Linked DNA regions of Homo sapiens: all the other regions are linked to region 1. Evidence: chromatin contacts called from ENCODE Hi-C or POLR2A ChIA-PET data. All regions are on one chromosome and are shown on one strand. Each heading gives the region's core, a stretch centred on a gene start or an enhancer-like site at or near the end of the contact. The rest is flanking DNA. Distances are from core to core; before and after follow the strand shown. Region 1 has its middle 35 kb from the start of ATP8B1. Region 2 overlaps LOC105372146 (a long non-coding RNA gene). Region 3 holds the start of MALT1 (MALT1 paracaspase). Region 4 overlaps ALPK2 (alpha kinase 2). Region 5 overlaps ALPK2 (alpha kinase 2). Region 6 overlaps ALPK2 (alpha kinase 2). Region 7 overlaps NEDD4L (NEDD4 like E3 ubiquitin protein ligase).

Evidence for each region. Hi-C counts contacts between places; a loop is a spot of excess contacts on that map. ChIA-PET counts read pairs that join two places held with the same protein, here RNA polymerase II (POLR2A). Pooled maps may share reads with other maps.
Region 2: a loop to region 1 is called in a pooled map, with 8 times the contacts of the local background. The contact joins two enhancer-like sites. A Hi-C loop is called at or near these places in 2 of 37 single-sample maps with no recorded cell type and 4 of 50 pooled maps.
Region 3: a map with no recorded cell type shows a loop between it and region 1 (10-fold over the local background). The contact joins the promoter of MALT1 here to the enhancer-like site in region 1. A Hi-C loop is called at or near these places in 3 of 37 single-sample maps with no recorded cell type and 5 of 50 pooled maps.
Region 4: a loop to region 1 is called in a pooled map, with 16 times the contacts of the local background. The contact joins two enhancer-like sites. A Hi-C loop is called at or near these places in 1 of 37 single-sample maps with no recorded cell type and 6 of 50 pooled maps. POLR2A ChIA-PET finds 5 or more read pairs at or near these places in 1 of 52 experiments (A673).
Region 5: a pooled map shows a loop between it and region 1 (6-fold over the local background). The contact joins two enhancer-like sites. A Hi-C loop is called at or near these places in 2 of 37 single-sample maps with no recorded cell type and 2 of 50 pooled maps.
Region 6: a loop to region 1 is called in a pooled map, with 3 times the contacts of the local background. The contact joins two enhancer-like sites. A Hi-C loop is called at or near these places in 2 of 37 single-sample maps with no recorded cell type and 2 of 50 pooled maps. POLR2A ChIA-PET finds 5 or more read pairs at or near these places in 1 of 52 experiments (activated naive CD4-positive, alpha-beta T cell).
Region 7: a map with no recorded cell type shows a loop between it and region 1 (3-fold over the local background). The contact joins two enhancer-like sites. A Hi-C loop is called at or near these places in 1 of 37 single-sample maps with no recorded cell type. POLR2A ChIA-PET finds 5 or more read pairs at or near these places in 1 of 52 experiments (WTC11).

The regions. Positions count from the first base shown.
Region 1 is chr18:57,836,754-57,839,269 of GRCh38, forward strand. It overlaps the pseudogene RSL24D1P11. Among named protein-coding and RNA genes, the nearest start is that of ATP8B1, 35 kb to the left of the region's middle. Within about 2 kb of position 1,263, at least 3 of the 41 ENCODE cell types and tissues checked have a DNase peak (open chromatin) inside an H3K27ac peak, as active enhancers do.
Region 2 is chr18:58,760,640-58,763,155 of GRCh38, forward strand. All of the region lies in intron 1 of LOC105372146 (a long non-coding RNA gene), which reads right to left. Among named protein-coding and RNA genes, the nearest start is that of LINC01926, 52 kb to the right of the region's middle. RefSeq lists an enhancer at 1,344-1,393. Within about 2 kb of position 1,257, at least 5 of the 41 ENCODE cell types and tissues checked have a DNase peak (open chromatin) inside an H3K27ac peak, as active enhancers do.
Region 3 is chr18:58,670,205-58,672,720 of GRCh38, forward strand. It overlaps MALT1 (MALT1 paracaspase), which reads left to right and starts at 1,261. Exons shown (of 17, transcript NM_006785.4): 1 at 1,261-1,648. The coding sequence starts at 1,440. MALT1-AS1 (MALT1 antisense RNA 1) reads right to left here and starts at 1,669. Exons shown (of 2, transcript NR_164150.1): 1 at 1,265-1,669; 2 at 1-604. LOC105372146 (a long non-coding RNA gene) reads right to left here. Exons shown (of 4, transcript XR_935537.3): 4 at 2,409-2,516. RefSeq lists an enhancer at 580-839 and a silencer at 1,000-1,789.
Region 4 is chr18:58,614,576-58,617,091 of GRCh38, forward strand. The region is part of intron 1 of ALPK2 (alpha kinase 2); the gene reads right to left. Among named protein-coding and RNA genes, the nearest start is that of ALPK2, 13 kb to the right of the region's middle. RefSeq lists an enhancer at 968-1,037. Within about 2 kb of position 1,261, at least 9 of the 41 ENCODE cell types and tissues checked have a DNase peak (open chromatin) inside an H3K27ac peak, as active enhancers do.
Region 5 is chr18:58,563,996-58,566,511 of GRCh38, forward strand. All of the region lies in intron 4 of ALPK2 (alpha kinase 2), which reads right to left. ALPK2-AS1 (ALPK2 antisense RNA 1) reads left to right here. Exons shown (of 2, transcript NR_188108.1): 2 at 2,467-2,516. Among named protein-coding and RNA genes, the nearest start is that of ALPK2-AS1, 8.2 kb to the left of the region's middle. Within about 2 kb of position 1,261, at least 2 of the 41 ENCODE cell types and tissues checked have a DNase peak (open chromatin) inside an H3K27ac peak, as active enhancers do.
Region 6 is chr18:58,492,756-58,495,271 of GRCh38, forward strand. The region is part of intron 12 of ALPK2 (alpha kinase 2); the gene reads right to left. Among named protein-coding and RNA genes, the nearest start is that of MIR3591, 43 kb to the left of the region's middle. RefSeq lists enhancers at 436-937, 938-1,437 and a silencer at 1,214-1,263. Within about 2 kb of position 1,261, at least 11 of the 41 ENCODE cell types and tissues checked have a DNase peak (open chromatin) inside an H3K27ac peak, as active enhancers do.
Region 7 is chr18:58,363,034-58,365,549 of GRCh38, forward strand. It overlaps NEDD4L (NEDD4 like E3 ubiquitin protein ligase), which reads left to right. Exons shown (of 31, transcript NM_001144967.3): 20 at 1,235-1,300. Among named protein-coding and RNA genes, the nearest start is that of MIR122HG, 82 kb to the right of the region's middle. Within about 2 kb of position 1,263, at least 2 of the 41 ENCODE cell types and tissues checked have a DNase peak (open chromatin) inside an H3K27ac peak, as active enhancers do.

The DNA of each region.
Region 1 (2,516 bases), core at 13-2,512:
GGTGGGACTTCTCGGCCTCCACAATCACATAAGCCAATTCCTTATGATAACTCTCCTTCTCTTTCTCTCCTCTCCCCTCTCTATTTTGAGCTGATTATTTTGGGAAACTGCAACCACAGGAGAAGCTCTGAAAACAGAGTGGAAGTTACCTTATCATCCACATTACCCCAGGAGGACAGGATGACTCTAAGTCACTGGAGACAGTTATCCTTTATTGATGGAGAAGGCACTGACTTAAATCTCCATAACAAATCTTACTCTTATTTGCCAGTTTTTCCTGAGCATAATCAACTTTCCCTACACCCTTCTTTTTGTTTCAGCAGACATGGCATTTAAGTGTGAGTTCAAAGCCACCTCTTTGAAATTTACCAATTTCTCTGGGTATCTCCCTGTATACTACACGAGGTATACATGTTAATAATCTTCTGTTTATTTGTCTCTTTTTAATCTGTTTTTTGTTACAGTGGCCCATCCCAACTAAGAATTATGAAAGATTGAGAGAAAATTATCTATTTCCCTACATTTATAGTAATGTAAATAGCATAGCCACTCTGGAAAATATCAGTTTCTTAAAAAGCTAAACACTTGGCCAGGCACAGTGGCTCACATCTGTAATCCTAACACCTTGGGAGGCCAAGGCGGGCAGATCACCTGAGGTCAGGGGTTTGAGACCAGGCTGGCCAACATGTCAAAACCCCGTCACTACTAAAAAATACAAAAATTAGCTGGGAGTGATGGCAGGCGCCAATAATCCCAGCCATTCAGGAGGCTGAGGCAGGAGAATGGCTTGAACCTCGGAGGCGGAGGTTGCAGGGGGCAAAGATCGCGTCACTGCACTTCAGCCTGGGCGGCAGAGCAAGACTCTGTCTCAAAAAAAAAAAAAAAAAAAATAGGCCAGGCACAGTGGCTCAAGCCTGTAATCCCAGCACTTTGGGAGGCCGAGGTGGGCAGATCACGAGGTCAGGAGATCGAGACCATCCTGGCTAACACGGTGAAACCCCCTCTCTACTAAAAATACAAAAAATCAGCCGGGCGCAGTGGCAGGCGCCTATAGTCCCAGCTACTTGGGAGGCTGAGGCAGGAGAATGGCATGAACCCGGGAGGCGGAGCTTGCAGTGAGCCGAGATTGCGCCACTGCACTCCAGCCTAGGCGACAGAGCGAGACTCCGTCTCAAAAGAAAAAAAAAAATTCTGATCCCCGAATGCTCAGGGAGACTGATTTGAGTAATAATGAAACTCTGGTCTCCCACACAGACAGCTCTGCATGAATGACTCTTTCTCTGTAGAAATTCCCCTATCTTGATAAAACAGCTCTGTCTAGGCAGTGAGCAGGGTGAACCCGCTGGGCAGTTACAGCATGAGGCAGCCTTGTAGTGATGGCACAGTTGTGTATCTCGATTGTGTTGGTGGTTACAGGAAGCTACACTCGTAATAAGATTGTATAGAAGTACACACGTGTGTGCTTATAAAAACAATGAAATCTGAATCAGCTCTGTGGAGCATTTCAATGTCAATTTCCTGATTTTGATTTTGTACTGTAATTATTCAAGATGTTACCACCACTGAAGGAGGCTAGGTATAGGGTACACTGGGCCTCCCTGTACACTTTCTTTGAACCTTCTGGTGACTCTATCATTATTTCAAAATGAAAAGTCAAAAAAGAAATTGTAGTTGGGCTCTCAAGCTTAGCGTGTGGTCAGTGGGGAACCACACGGGTTCAACATGCGCATCGAGAAGTGTTATTTCTGTTCGGGGCCCATCTACCCTGGCTATGACATGTTGTTCATCCACAACGATTGCAAAGTGTTCGGATTTTGTAAATCTAAATGTCATAAACACTTTAAAAAGAAGTGCAATCCTCGCAAAGTTAGGCGGACCAAACCATTCCAGAAAGCAGCTGGTAAAGAGCTTACAGTAGATAATTCATTTGAATTTGACAAACATAGAAATGAACTTATCAAATACCAGCGAGAGCTATGGAATAAAACTATTGATGCAATGAAGAGAGTTGAAGAGATCAAACAGAAACACCAAGCTAAATTTATAATGAACAGATTGAAGAAAAATAAAGAGCTACAGAAAGTTCAGGATATCAAAGAAGTCAAGCAAAGCATCCATCTTACCCAAGCCCGTCTTGCAGGCAAAGGGAAGGAGTTGGAAGAGAAAATGGTACAGCAGTTACAACAGGATGTGGACATGAAGATGCTTCTTAAACATTTCTGTAACCATTTATTTTATGGACATTTGAAAATGCCCTTTGGAGACTTGGAACTGCTAAATTATTAGTTTATTTTTTACATAAGTTCATTTAAATGAAAAGTGATTAAAATATATCTCTCCTACACTGCCATCTACAAAACACAAGATATTACGGATGTTAGATTGCATCTCAGTATTAAATCTTCACTGATATGTGTACTTATGTAAATCACGAAAATTCTACTTATAACTGTAGAAGTGAATTGTGGACGTAAAATGGTTATGTCATCTGGATAATGGACTAGACAGCATTTGTA
Region 2 (2,516 bases), core at 7-2,506, 920 kb after region 1:
GTACTTTGGGAGGCCAAGATGGGCGGATCACGAGGTCAAGAGAACAAGACAATCCTGGCCAACATGGTGAAACCCCGTCTCTACTAAAATACAAAAAAATTAGCTGGGCATGGTGGCGCGTGCCTGTAGTCCCAGCTACTCTGGAGGCTGAGGCAGGGGAATCACTTGAACCTATGAGGCGGAGGTTGCAGTGAGCCAAGATCGTGCCAGCCTGGTGACAGAGCAAGTCTCCATCACAAAAAATAAATAAATAAAATACAAAAATAAATAGAAAAAGAAACAGCCACACATGGACCAGAAAGTTGAGCCTCTGGTGACTTGACTTCAGGTGCTGCGGCAGGCAGGTGGCCCAGGGAGTAACTGGGGAGTGAAAATGAGAATGCAGCACATGGACCAACTCCTGTTGAGCCTCTTAGCAAAAGCCAGCCCTGTCCAGTAGAGCATTTTCCAACTGTTGCAAAAATTACCCTATGAACACCTCTCTCCCCAGAGTTCAAACTCGCACCTTTGATGATACTGCTTCCTGCTGCCATTGCCTATTCTGATGTCAGAGCAGCCATTCCCATGGAAAATGGAATGGAAAGCTAAATGGAGAGTGAGTAGGGGTTAAGACTTCTCTAAAATACCGCGGCTGCCAGGCAATTTCATTAAGGAGAAACAGAGATGGACAATGTCATAAACATTCTCCAGCCATCAGAAGAAACCACTTCCAGGAAAAGTAAATTTTGTGGTCGTAAACACTCACAGCAAGGGCCAGGCCACAGGCAGCGTGGCACTGGCAGAGAGCAGTGGTTGAGGTGAAAGTCACCCTGGGGCCCAGGTCTCAAACTTACCCTGGCTAGACTGAACCAGAACATTTTTCCGTTTCTTTTCCGTAAATTAATGTTTAAAAGTTCCCCTCCCCACATAATCCCAATCTCACTTTCAAGAGATAATGCTATCTCTTCAGTGTATATTTCTTCCGGTTGTATTATGCATATAAATCTCCAGACCATATGGACACACACACACATATGCACACACACGTATGAGTATTATACACATACATGTGTACAGATATCTTTTATACATGTATACACACAGGTGTACACATATGTGCATATGTGAGATCATGCTGAGCTCACCGTTTTCCAGTTCCTACTTTCACTTCACAATAGCTCTTGGCCATCTTCCACCACAGTGTATTTAGAGTGACTCTATAAATAGAACGATTTCTAATGCACCTTTCAGATTTCAACTCTTTAAATAAATGCGACAAGGGCACATCTCGTGGTCCAAGGTCGTGACTGCTAAGGCCCAGAGAACACAACAAATTTGCTGGCTTCAGCCGTGCTGACCTGCTGGAAGATGGGTACAGGCTCCTAAGTGGATGCTGCCATTTGTGCGCCTCCCAGCCACGCACCCCACCCTCATATACACACTATCCCTTGAGGAACATTTACCTTCCTTCCCGCCCCAGGTGTTTGTGACTTGGTGGGTAGTGGGTGACAGAGATGCACCTGTGTCTTCAGAACACAGGCCACTGAAGGACAGCAGGCCCGGGGCTGGTGGGGGCCTGAGCATGCCCTCCCTCACCAGGCTGACCAGGCTTGCATGCAGTGGGGCAGAGGCAGTGGAACTATCCAGAAAACATGCCCATCCCCCCGCCCAAGCCATCACAATGGGAGCTGAGTACAGGGTCACTAGGACAAAGAGTGAATGGAACCATCTTGAAAACAGCGGTGATGTTTCCTGTCTCCGCTGGCACAGGCCTCCGTGGAGCCCACGTTCTTTTCACAGAGTTCAAGTTGCTCAAAGAAATAAGGAGAGGCCACTTGTGAGCAGTGGTCCTCCAGGTGAAACCCAGAGGGCGTCGGGATGCCCACAGGTTCCTCAGGAAACTCATGCGGGGAGACATGGGGGTGCCAGGGACACGCCTCCACCCCACCATGGCTGCCCATAGCAGGGTCCGTGGCAAAGGGACCAGGTGGCCCATGGGTTAGTGGGAGCAGATGCCCAACCACCTCCTCCAGGCCCCACTGCCCCCTTGGGCCACCACAGAGACCTCCAACTTCTCCATCCTCTCTGTCTCTCCCTCTCTCTCCCCACTTGCTCTCTTCCTCAAGGGCCCTTTCCCTGTCAACTACCACTGGCACCCGGCTGGAGGAACAGGGCAGGTTTGCCTGTTAGTACCTGCGGCAACTCATCCCCCAGCCCCTAACTTTGAGGCGATCCCATTTTCCTCCTGTATTCCCTGAGCTTGACACAGCTGAATGTGGAAGACCCCAGGGCAACAAGAGGCTTGGGAAGGAAGGTCACACTGGAGTCGCGGGGGAAGGGTCACCCAGGCACAGGTACTCAGCATAGACTGCAGATGCTGGCCAGCCAGTCCTACACCCAGCTTACTGCAGAGGCACGACCACACTTCTGCTGCAAGGCTGGGGGAGACTCTGTGGTTTCGGTGAGGAAGAGGACAAGGAGGTGAGCGAGCCAGGAACAGCCCCCGCATGTCTCTTATCACGCCTTCATTCCCCTCT
Region 3 (2,516 bases), core at 11-2,510, 830 kb after region 1:
TGTGCCAGTTACCGAGTTAAGTGCTTCACATACATCAACTCCTTTAATTCTGGCAACAACTCTATATAAACTGTATTGTCAGTCCTGTGTTAATAGATGAGGCAGAGAAATTAAGAAACTTATTCAAGCTCCTAACACTTGAATCGAGCAGATCTTTCATGCTCTTAGCCATCTCACTGCAGTCTGAATTCTTAACTTATGCTAGAGTGAAGTTTAATGACTGCTTGTGCTAGAATGTGGTGGAGACTGTATGGCGCACCTACCTCGCCAACATGTATAAGAATATAGGTATCCAAATTACTGGTCAGAAAATCCTGCGGCCTTGGGTGATGAAAAGCTAATGGCAACAGAAATTGGGCCAGGAAGCCTCGTGTAGGGAACTACCTGACTGGTCACATTTCGTAAGTTACTTCCTTTTTGTCCCAAACGAAGCCATAGTTTTCAAAGGGATAATGGCCTTGGATGTTGCTAAGATTGGCAGAGAGAGCTCAGGTGTCGTCCATTCCGGATCATTCCAGGGAAAGGCATCCTCTACAGGGTTGCCTGCTTTGATGACGGAGATTGCGGGCGGCAGTCTGACGCGGTGTAAACCAGATGATTCCTGCTAAAAACAATCATTTCCAAGATCTGATTAGCCCTAAATATGCCACAGCTCAGTTTGCAAAGTAGTAATTGTTTAAAAGTCTAGGCAAAGATTTTGGCCAATTCCAACTCAAGTATCCGGATCTCCAGCACTACTTCCCTCTAGCAATGCCATACACATCTAACCCTAAAACGAGGAAGCGTCCGCTGAGGTTGCCCACTGCAGGATGCTGGTGTGTCGCCGGGCACATGAAAGTCCCTGAGTCAGGGGAGAGCGCTCGCCGGGGACTGCGGGCGGGAGCCGGCGACTGAGAACCGCTTGCCCCGCTCTCTGGCGTGAGTACGCAGGCCTCCTCCCACGGTCTCAGGAAGCCCAGACGCCGCAGGCTTCCCCGCCGTAGAGGAGCTGCCGGGGCGTAATTCCTCCACCGCTTCCTCCTCCAGCTGCACCCACCCGTCCTTTCCTGCTCGGGAGGGCTGGGTTTGAAGCGCGCGCCACGGCCAGCCCGGGACCGCGGGGGAGGGCGAGGGAGGCGCGCAGCCGCACGCACGCAGTAGGCAGCCCCGCCCCGCCCCTCGAGGCCCAAGGTCCCGCCCCTCGAGGCTCCGTGCCCCGCCCCCCGGGTGCCCCGCCCCTTTGCGCGGCTGGCGCGGCCAGCAGGCCAGGCTCCCCTCGGCAAACCTGTCTAATTGGGGCGGGGAGCGGAGCTTCCTCCTCTGAGGGCCGTGCCGCGCTGCCAGATTTGTTCTTCCGCCCCTGCCTCCGCGGCTCGGAGGCGAGCGGAAGGTGCCCCGGGGCCGAGGCCCGTGACGGGGCGGGCGGGAGCCCCGGCAGTCCGGGGTCGCCGGCGAGGGCCATGTCGCTGTTGGGGGACCCGCTACAGGCCCTGCCGCCCTCGGCCGCCCCCACGGGGCCGCTGCTCGCCCCTCCGGCCGGCGCGACCCTCAACCGCCTGCGGGAGCCGCTGCTGCGGAGGCTCAGCGAGCTCCTGGATCAGGCGCCCGAGGGCCGGGGCTGGAGGAGACTGGCGGAGCTGGCGGGGAGTCGCGGGCGCCTCCGCCTCAGGTGAGCTCAGGGCCGCGGCAGGCCGGGCGCGCGGGTCGAGCGGGGTGGGCTGCGGTGGGGAGGTGGGGGCGCTGTCGGTGGGGCTGAGCGCGGCGGGGGCCGCCGGCGTGAGTGAGCGGAGGTGGGGAGGACTTCGGTCATTGAGGCGGAGCGGAACTCAGCAGCTCCCCGGAACGCCTGGGGTTTGAGAGCGGGGCCCAGGGCTCTGGAGGGTGGAGGCAAAAGTGGCCCAGCGGCTGCCTCGCTCCCTGTTCCCACCCCCGCCCCTGGTGAAAGGGAGAAGTCGAGGTTGACCCCGGAGGATAGTGAGAGAAGGAAAGCTGTCAGGGGACCCCTAGGATGGGGCAGTCATCCAGAGGACTTAAAATGCAAAAGAAAGGGATGTGGACACTGCTCTGGGAGACCTAAGGAAGGCTGGGAAGAAGCGCAGGCGAGGTGATGAATGCAGAGGGTGGGGTGCAGGAATTCATGAACATTTTGCAAGGTATTGGGAAAGACTGACGCCGAACTCATCATCTCCCTCCATCAAACCAGGTTACCACGTTCTCTTCTTGACTTCACCATGAACATGAAACTCGAAGTAAAACTATTTTCCTTGTTAGGTTTGGAATGGCTGTATTAGGGTTCCTGAAGTTTTGGTCTCGAGACTCCTTTACCCTCTTAAGAATTATTGAGGACCCCAGAGAGCTCTTATGTGGGTTAGAGATAATACATACATGTAATACATACTGATATTTACCACCTTTGAAATTAAAGCTAAGACATTTAAAAAATATTAATTTATTTAAAAAGAATAACCCATTATATGGTAACAGAAATAATACTTTCGTGGAAAAACAAATTTTCCAAAACAAAAAAGTCTATTAGA
Region 4 (2,516 bases), core at 11-2,510, 780 kb after region 1:
GGTTACGGAATGGATATCAATTGGTATTTTTAAAAAACCAGATTTAATACCAGCCCAAGGCTGGTCTTGAATTCCTGGGCTCAAGCCATCCTCCCACCTCAGCCTCCTGAGTAGTGGGGACTAGAGGCTTGAGCCTCCATGCCCAGCTCTCTTACAGCCTTAATGAGATATAATTACCATACCATACACAATTTACTCATTTAAGTTGTACAATTCAATGGCTTTCACTATATTCAGAATTGTGCAACCGTCACCACAATCCATTTTAGAGCATTCTCATTACTCTAGAGAATCCCTACACCCCTTTTACCTCCTCATCTCCCCATTTCCACCCTCCCCCCCAACACACACAGCCAGAGGCAATCACTAATCTACTTTCTGTCTGTATGTATTTGTCTATTATGGATTTTTTTTTTTTTTGTAGGGACAGGGTCTCACTACATTGCCCAGGCTGGTCTTGAATGCCTGGGCTCAAGCAATCCTCCCACCTGGCTTCCCAAAATGCTAGGATTATAGGCAGAAGACACAGAGCCCGGCCTATTCTGGACATTTTATATAAATAGAAGCTTTCACTTAACACAATGTTTTTGGGGTTTGACCATATTGTCACCTGTATCAGTACCTCATTCCTTTTTGTGGCCAATCAGCAATGCTTTTCAGAAGCAACTGTTGAGACAGAGGGATGACTACCCCACTCTTCATATTCCTAGGGAAGTTACTCAAATGGAGGGGGACAGTGGCGGGCAGGGCAGCTCTCATAGCAAGAAAACACCCTCCTGACCAGGAGGCCCCATAGAACTGTGAACACAATACAGGCTTTGCCACCTGCCAGGAACAAATCTACATCCAGCTCTGCCAATTATAAGGCAAGGCATTGAACCTACCTTCTCATCTGTAAAAGGAGGGAATGATAATAGTCTAAGGATTAGAATAATGTATGTCAATTGCCTTGTAAATATCTGTTACATAATTAGTTTTCATAATGGTAATCAGCGTAGTATAAGGAAAGAGTTCACTTGTTTCATCAGTTTCCTTTTCTGCTGTGGGTTACCACAATGATTCTTTTTTAAAGTGATATACCAACTAATGTGTAAAAATGTCTCTGGGTGTAATTGTCACCTGCAATAGTAATTTACAGGACATGACCTTCCATTCTCATTCCTGGAGATCACTGCTATGGATGGAGAAGGAGGAAAGGATAAATCCAGCTGTCAAGAGCTGGGCTGACGTTGAGGAGCTTCTGTGTCATCTGTGACTCCTCCCCAGGTGATGACTTCCTGACAGTGTTGTCCCACATGTGAAAATACTGACAAACACACACTATTTGACTCACATAGTCAGTTTAGTGACCACATATCTGAGCCACAGAGCACTGACTGTACTCTGGAGAGGAAAAGGACAGTTAAGTCAGGCTGTGGCTCGTGTTTCGTGGCTTCTCTGAAGGTGAGAACCCTTGATGACAGATTTATCATTCTCTGCTAGAGATGAACAATCAATATTGAATTATTGGTATTAGTGGAGGAGTTTGTGGTAGGCTTCACAGATGACCTTGGGAAAACAATGTGTTAATTGGAAAGAATGCTGGATTTGCCTTTTTTCTTTTCTTTTTTTGCTGTGTGGTTATGGTGTTATGATATATCTGTATATTTATTGGTTTCCATCCACAGTTCCTGGCTCCTAACTCCCATAGTCCTTGTTATAATGTTGGGGCACTTTTGGCCTTGGGAAACAGAATCTCTCTCTCTGACCTTCTATCCTTCTTTTACCTGTCCAAGGCAGGACTCTGTGGTCAAAAGGCCCTTATTCCAAAAGACCCTCATTCCTGCCTCTTACTCTAGAGGAAAGAATGCCACACAGAGAAACGAATGCCAAGAAAAGTCTGAACAGACAGGCCTTGCTGGGTTCAGATCAGGTGCTTTTTGTCCAATCACATTTCTACATAGTTGTCAATCGTGCCTATGTAGCGAAGCCTCCATAAAAACCCAAAAGGACAGGGTCTGGGGAGCTTCCAGAGAGCTGAACACGTGGAGGCTGACAGGAGGTGAAGAACTCATCCACACACTGGGAGGGTGGCACATCCCAACTCCATGGGGACAGAAGCTCCTGCAAATCGCCTATGGATCTCTGCAAAATCGCCTGTGGTTCTCTGCATCTGGCAGTTTACTTGTATCCTTAAAATAACCTTTGTAATAAACCAGTAAATGTGTTTCCCTGAGTTCTGTGAGCTACTCTGGCAAATTAACCCCAAGAGGTGCTCATGGGAACCCCAACTTGAAGCCAGTCAGTCAGAAGTTCCAGAAGCCTTGACTTGCAGCTGGTGTTCCGGGGGCTTGGGGGGTGGGTGAGGAGTAGCCTTGGGGACTGGGCCCACAACCTGTGGGATCTGACACTATCTCCAGGTGGACAGAGTCAGAACTGAAGCCGAGAACACCCACCAGTGTCTGCAGCTTGGCGTATGGGGTAAATCCACCACAACTTTGGTCACGGAAGTCTTCCTCTTCTTCCGTGTTGATGAT
Region 5 (2,516 bases), core at 11-2,510, 730 kb after region 1:
ATGAAGTATCATCACATTAAGAACAATCTCTGAAAATTGAGAAAGGAAGGAAAGGAGGAAGGCAGAAAGGAATGGAGTTGATAAGTTTATGATGAATTTCATGAATTGCGTATTTGATGTCTTTGTTCTTTTTTTTTTTTTTTTGAGATGGAGTTTCGCTCTTGTCGCCCAGGCTGGAGTGCAGTGGTGCGATCTCAGCTCGCTGCAGCCTCTGCCTCCCTGGTTCAAGCGATTCTCCTGCCTCAGCCTCCCACATAGCTGGGATTACAGACATGCGCTACCACACCCAGCTAATTTTGTATTTTTAGTAGAGATGGGGTTTCTCCATGTTGGTCAGGCTGGTCTCCAACTCCCGACCTCAGGTGATTCGCCCACCTCGGCCTCTCAAAGTGCTGGGATTACAGGCATGACCCACCACACCTGGCCCTGTTCATTTTTTATTAAGCTATTCATCTTTTCTTACATCACTTTCTTTGTACATCACAAGTGCTTTTCTAAGTTTTTATTTGTTTTTAATATCAGTTTATGGTGGGGGTTTTTGTGCAAAATTCTTACATCATCAGGTTTTTTTTTTTTCCTTTTTGCTTAGACAGACTTTCCTTACCATGAAAGCCACAGTCTCTTCCACTTTGTTTGATATTTATTTTGGCAGCTGATGTAAAATTAGGGATTCACAGGACCTCACTGCCTCGGAAATTAACAGATCTTCATGTTTGACCCCTTCAGTTTACACTGAGGAAAGAGGCCCAAAGAGAGGAAAGGAAATTACCCAAGGATATACAGTTGGTTAATGGCAGAACCAGAACTAAAATCTAGCTCCCAGTTTATGTCTTCCTTTTTTAAAAAAAATTTTTTTAAAAGTTTTCAATATTATCAGTAAAAATAATTTCCTTAAACATTTAAAAACATTAATCACCCCTCCAAATGTTAGGTTCCTTGCTTCCCTCTCCAGAGTTAATCCTATCATTTGAATGTATTCTTCCAGATCTAAAAAATAATTTTATGTGTTTATATATGTATATACAAATAACATATACTACTATGGAATGGTTGGGGGGCATAAATTGTATCGTATTGTATGTATTATTCTTCAGTGTACCTTTCTAATTCTATGTTGTTTTGAAGCATCCATCATTTGAGCAGGCCACATTTTATTTAGCCAGTTACCCATGAACATTTCCTTAGAAACGTTTCCTTAGAAATAATTCTACAACACACATGATGTCACATGCTTCCTTGGGCCTTCATGCAAGCTTCTCTCAAGAGTCGATATTGAGAAGTGAAACTGCTGCATCATGGCTAATGCCCTTTTCAGTTTTAAGAGATTTTAAGAGATTTTTAAAGAGATTTTGCCAAATTAATCTTACTGGCAATGTACCCATTTCCTTATAATATCAGCTTGGTACTGTACTTTTAATTTTTTTATCTATCTGATGAAAGATGTTATATCTTTAAAATTTGTATTTTCCTAATTACTCATAAGGTTGAGCAACTTCTTGCATATTTATTGACCATTTATCTCTTCCATAAACTTTGTATATATTTACCTTTTAAAAATAATTCAATTGTTACGGATGTTTTATCTATTTGATTTTTATATACCCTGGAAATTAATCTTTGTCTATTACAATGTCCTACATAAAAAGTGTATCACTTTAATTTTCTTAGTGGTATTTTTGTTCTATAGAAAAATTTTAATTTGATGTAATCAAAATTATTGATATTTCTCTTTTTTGTTCCTTCCTTCCTTCCTTCCTTCCTTCCTTCCTTCCTTCCTTTCTTTCTTTCTTTCTTCCTTTCTTCCTTTCTTTCTCTTTTTTGAGATGGAGTCTTGCTCTGTCACCCAGGCTGGAGTGCAGTGGTGCAACCTCTGCCTCCCGGATTCAAGCAATTCTTCTGCCTCAGCCTCCCGAGTAGCTGGGACTACAGGCGTGCACCACCACGCCCCGGCTAATTTTTGTATTTTTAGTAGAGATGGGATTTCACCATATTGGCCAGGCTGGTCTAGGACTCCTGACCTCATGATCCACCTGCCTCGGGCTCCCAAAGTGCTGGGATTATAGGCGTGAGCCACTGCACCAGGCCTATTATTTTCCCAAGAAGATCTTATATCTCTCAAGATCATGAAAATCATTTTGAAAAATTTTTTCAGTACTTTATAGTTTTTTAAAAATTTTAACTCAGAGATCAAATAACATCAGTTTATTGGGGGTCCATTGTAAGGTACTGATATCTTTTCCATATGGTGGCTAATTGTGTCAGCATTGAAGCACTTGTCTCTTCCCTACAAGTTGAAAGACTATTTCTATCCATAAACCAAATTCCAGTATTGGATTCTGTACTCTTTCCTCAGTTTGGTTTATCTACTTATGTACGGCAACTCCCACACTATCTCATGACCACAGCTTTATCATTTGTCTTGATATATGATTGGGTTAGTTCAATGCTTTTTCCATCTCCTTTCAGAGATGCAAATTCATCTTCTATCATAGCCAAAGAAGACCAACAAAGACCAA
Region 6 (2,516 bases), core at 11-2,510, 660 kb after region 1:
GGGAGGAACCCATGGATCCCAATTCCAGACATTTCAACAGAACTGTCCTTTGTAAGACTTCTGGGTAGAGGCCAGGATACTGCTGTGCTAGTCCCTCCATGGAGGGGGCATGTCCTGGCTGGCTCTGTTGGGCCTGGGAGACTCCCCCATACACTGAGAGCACTGCTATAGTAGGGTCTGCCTTGCCAAAAACTGCGAAAATCACCACTGTTCCCTTCAGACTTCCCTCCAGCCTCCAAACTTCCTTAATGGCAAAGACTGGCCACATAAATCAGCCAGCGGGCCAGCCAGCCCTACTACAGAATGGGCTGACCGGATGAAGATGGGATGCAGGTGGCCTTCCAGGACAGATGACCCTGTGGCAGGCGGGGACAGGAGCTATCTGGGGCATAAAATTGCCTTTCTCAAGCTGACAGGCCTGTGAGATTGGTCCGCTGATGCCTGGCATTGGGGACTCAGCTGAAATGTTTGGTGTTCTATAGTGACATGGCCCTGCTATGAGACACTTTAAAGGCATCAGGAATTCTGTTCCAATGTCCCTTTGTTTCCTCTCCTGGCAGACTCATGCATTGCTTTAAATAGTCTGCCTGGAGTCACCACTCATGCACATAAGCCTATTCTCGGGGCGTGTTTCTTCGGATTAGATTGTTTCTTCCCACCTCCAAGTTTGTTTTGGCGCTTCCTCTCCAGGTACGGTGGTGGCTCGGCCTTGTGACTGGGCAAAGCATCCCAGGTGGCTGCCGTCCCCTCCATCTGCTTGTGGGCATTGAAGGCAGAGCCTTTCTTTTGGAACTCAGCTTGGCCGAGTGTGGGAGTCTATTTTGATCTTTTCTCCTGTTCATGGCCAGGACCAGAGCTAGGCACGCAGACCCCAATGGAGCCTGCTTTCTCAAGGCAACTGTCCTCCTGCTACATGAATGAATCATCCAGGCTTCTGTCCAGGGTCTCGGGAATTTGGCTTCCATGTCAGGGACGCTTGACACAAGCCACACATCCTTAAGCCTCGTCGTTCCTTCCTCCGAGGGTAGAAAGATGCAAGGCTGGCTGGCAGCCACTGCGAGGGGTGTCCTTTACGGCTGTCCATATTAATCTTATTTTGGTCTAATGCTTACTGCCAGGGAAGAAATCTGCTAATGGTACTTTTCTTTGTTTTATTTCAATCTGGCAACAGGAAATTGGCTTTTTAGGGGAGACTACAAAGGGCAAAGTATTGGTTCTGGTGCCCTCTGGTGGTTGAACTGCAATCTCGTCGCCTCCCCGGGAACTCCCCGACTGGCTGGAGAGAAGCATGAGTTTGCAGTTCGGCTCCACTGCACGCATGGCTTTAGATCGGTCTGGAGTTGGTTAGGTTACGTTTCCAAATCTCCAGTTATAAAATTAGGCCTTTTTTCCTTGTGTAATTTCCAATTAGAAATTTGTTCAACGGGTTAGTATCTTGGGTCTATCTAGAAAATGGATTACTGGATGTCAAAACAATCTTACTTGCCATACTTTGTAACCTGAAATTTTTGTACTCAACATTTGCCAAAAGATTGAGGTGGCTGAGGCACAGGGGATGTGTTTCCAGACATAATTATATCTCTGGCTCCCAAGAGAAATATGACATACTCCTGTTAAAAGGAACATACAATGAAGTAAAGTTGAATTAAAATGAGTAAGTCATGACAATTCTCTATTTTATTTTATGAGATTAGAGTAATTACTCCTGAAATAGGATCATAGCCTTTGACTTCATTGAACAAGACAGCAAAACAGGTTGCATGACTGGGGTGTCAGCAGCCAAATATATGGTCCTGATTGAGACATATGGGAATTTTTTTTTTTAAATGACACACGGAGCACTGCTTCTTATGGTGGTGCTGTTCCCCCAGCTGAACCCTGCCAGGTACCAGCCCCCCCATAGAACTTGCGACTCTCCCTTTGCATCATGAATGAACTAAGCTCACTCACAGTTGCTTGCTAAGAATCAAGAGAACTTGCTCGATCAACCCTTATTCCTCCATCTTCTCTCCTGCTGTCTGCAGTCTGCGATGCTCGCCTTCCTTTCTTCCCCAGCTCATTTGCCTCCCACCTGGACTTTCCTGTCTGCAGAGTGCCCTTGAACTTGAGCCCTTTCCAAGTCTGTCCTCATGAGTTATCTCCCTTTTGCAGCTTTGACATTCACTGGAGAACTTTTTCAATTGTGCCTCGCCTCCCAGCATTGAGGATCTGCCGTTCACTTTGGGGTGCTGACTTCAAGCAGGAAAGACTTCTTGACTCCTGCCAGCAAGCAGGCTGCCCCATGCCCCATGCCCCATGCCCCATGCCTCCTCACCTGTGAAGTGAGGAGGTCGGGCTTGATCACTGGTTTCCACTCCAGAGGGGTTCCCAGGAGCCTCTAAAGAGGTCTCTCAACCACCTCTTATGCTCTGTTTGGAGAAGTTTTACCTTTTCATCAGTTTTTCAAACTGTGATTGTAAGATATATTTCTTTTGGGAAAAAGACTGTGGCTTAAAAAGGTAACGTTTAAAGAAAAG
Region 7 (2,516 bases), core at 13-2,512, 530 kb after region 1:
CTAAGAAAAGACCATAGGCAGTGTAAATTGTCTATAGATTGCTCCTAAGCTATATAAAGATGATGTATTTTTTGCTCTGGAATTACAGAGCAAAACACTGACGTGCTCATTTTCTGGAAGAGTGGTTGTTTGTTTTGTTTCGGGTTTTTTATATAAACATGTCTTAAAACTATAAAAGAGGGAAGTTCATGTTCTTCATTTCTTCTGTTTCTGGTCAAGATAAGTATGGTGAAAGTGTAAGGTTTGGAGTCTGGAGATACTAGACTAAGGATCAGTATATTTTATTAACTTAGGCCGAAATGATAACAGCAGAAGTATTCTCTGCTGAAATTCATACTAGTGGCTAAAAAGCAATGAGTTGTTTTCGAGGCTGTCATAGTTAATGTCTGTGTATATGCAAAACCCAATCCTTTTTGCTCATAAAAATATCGTAAGCTTTTTCAGTAGCCAAAACTCACGGCCCTGACTCTAAGATATTGTAAGCTACTTTACAAGGTAGCAAATAAAGATTATTTAAATGACTACATTAACATGTTACTCCTTTGCCTGAAGAGATATCACAACTTTTGAATGACTATAGTTAACTCAATTCCTGAGCCCTCAACTGGGGTACTATCACTCTATTTCATAGATAAAGCATTTGAGATTTAAAGAAATCCTTGCCCAAGACCACTAAATATTAAGGGACAAACCTTCTGACTTCTAAATTGAGGATTTTTTGAGAATGCCATCTGCCTGATTTTATATTCCTTGATAGGAGTGTCAGTTCACTTCCCTTTCTGCTCGTTGTATTTCCCCACAAAAATTCGTTAAACCGTAATTAGACTTTTCAAAATGCCAACGTAGGTCATTCTGGGTTGTATGTTAGAAGTATTTAGCCAATAACTCTTACCTAAACCACAGCAAAAAAGAAAAACAGAAACACCCTGACTCATATTCTGACAAAAGTCACTTGGAAAGCATGTTTAGTTTGTGTAGCGTACCCCAAATGGTTTCTCAAATAGCAGTATAGCTGTTTTCAGGGGTGAAAGCTGCATTCAAAGCTGATTAGCCCTCATCAGTTCTAGGACTTTCCCCTGTGCTGTGTAGACATTATCTAATTTTTCCATGGATAATCTGAGAAGTGAGAATTTACGGTTTATGACTCATGAAATTCTCTTGAATGTTGCCTCAGTATACATAAAATTTCAGGTGTATTGTTTGCATTATCTATATTTATAAATTTATCTTCCAGGCTGTCCCTTACTCCAGAGAATTTAAGCAGAAATATGACTACTTCAGGAAGAAATTAAAGAAACCTGTGAGTAATCATGCCTTCCAAAAATGCTTTGTGTTAGTCATTTGTAAGTTACCACAGTCACTTCAGTGAGAACAACTTGGTTGTTACTTTTATATGAATGCTAAAAATATTACCTTCCTTTTCTCTCTGCACTTTGATCCTCCTGGTTCTAAAATCTGAATTTTCTTTTTAACAGAAATGGTAAGTGAAAATTAACTCAGTGTTACATATCAAATCACCTGAAGGGTAATTTCCTATGTAATACATAAAAAGACAGGAATGATTTTTATGGGATATAAAATAATTCAGAACCCTAGTCACAAAATCTGTGGAAGCCTATTCAATTATGCGCAGTTATCATATTTAATTAACCTGGATCCCGGTAAGAAAAATGTTCAAGTCCTTCCTTGTAAATGCAAAAGCTTAGTTTCAACTACAGTATTTATAATATAGTGTTATATTTAATTATAATAATTGGCAGTATTACGTCCAAATGTAATTTTCTACTTATAATTATCCCTGGCAGTTTAAAACCTAGAAACTCTAAAAATTTTTATGGGCAACATTTTAAATTATAACATTGCATTTTCTAATGACACACCATCCCCAAATTGTTCAACATTGCATCCTCTGTTTTACTTTCCGATTCCTCCTTAGCAGTTTTCTCTTCAATTTTCTCCATCACTATGGTTACACCTCTAGGGAGGGGAGAGAAGCGGCTGCAGCTCAGACCCCCTCTGGTGGCCTGGGCTCCATTGCCATCTCTCCCTGCCTCCTCCCCTCAGCTGGTTCCTCCTGCCCGGGAACATCTCTGGATGGGGCACAATGTCTGCTCTCATTTAGGGGTTTTGGTCTCTGTTCCAAAGTCCTGATTCAAGAGCTTGCGGGTAACTGCTATTGAAATGATTCTTTGCCTTCAAAACTCAAATGATCACTGAAAATTCCACAGTTTTCTTTGTGAGTCATGTCCCCTGGTAATGATGATGACTGTGGTCATCACCCAGTCTCACTCTATGGCTCTCACATAGCAGTGTCTGCTACCCGGAAACCATCTCTGCACATTCATTCTTACAGCCAGACCAAGCCTGGACCGCCTCTTTGCAGGAGGCAGTTGCCACAACCTTGGTCAAGTGTTTTGTTATTTTCATGTCAGCGAACCATGCTTTGGGCTGCTTTCCCCACACTTGGCATAATCAGGATCCCACTCCCCATGGCAACAAAATGGACTTGAGGCAGC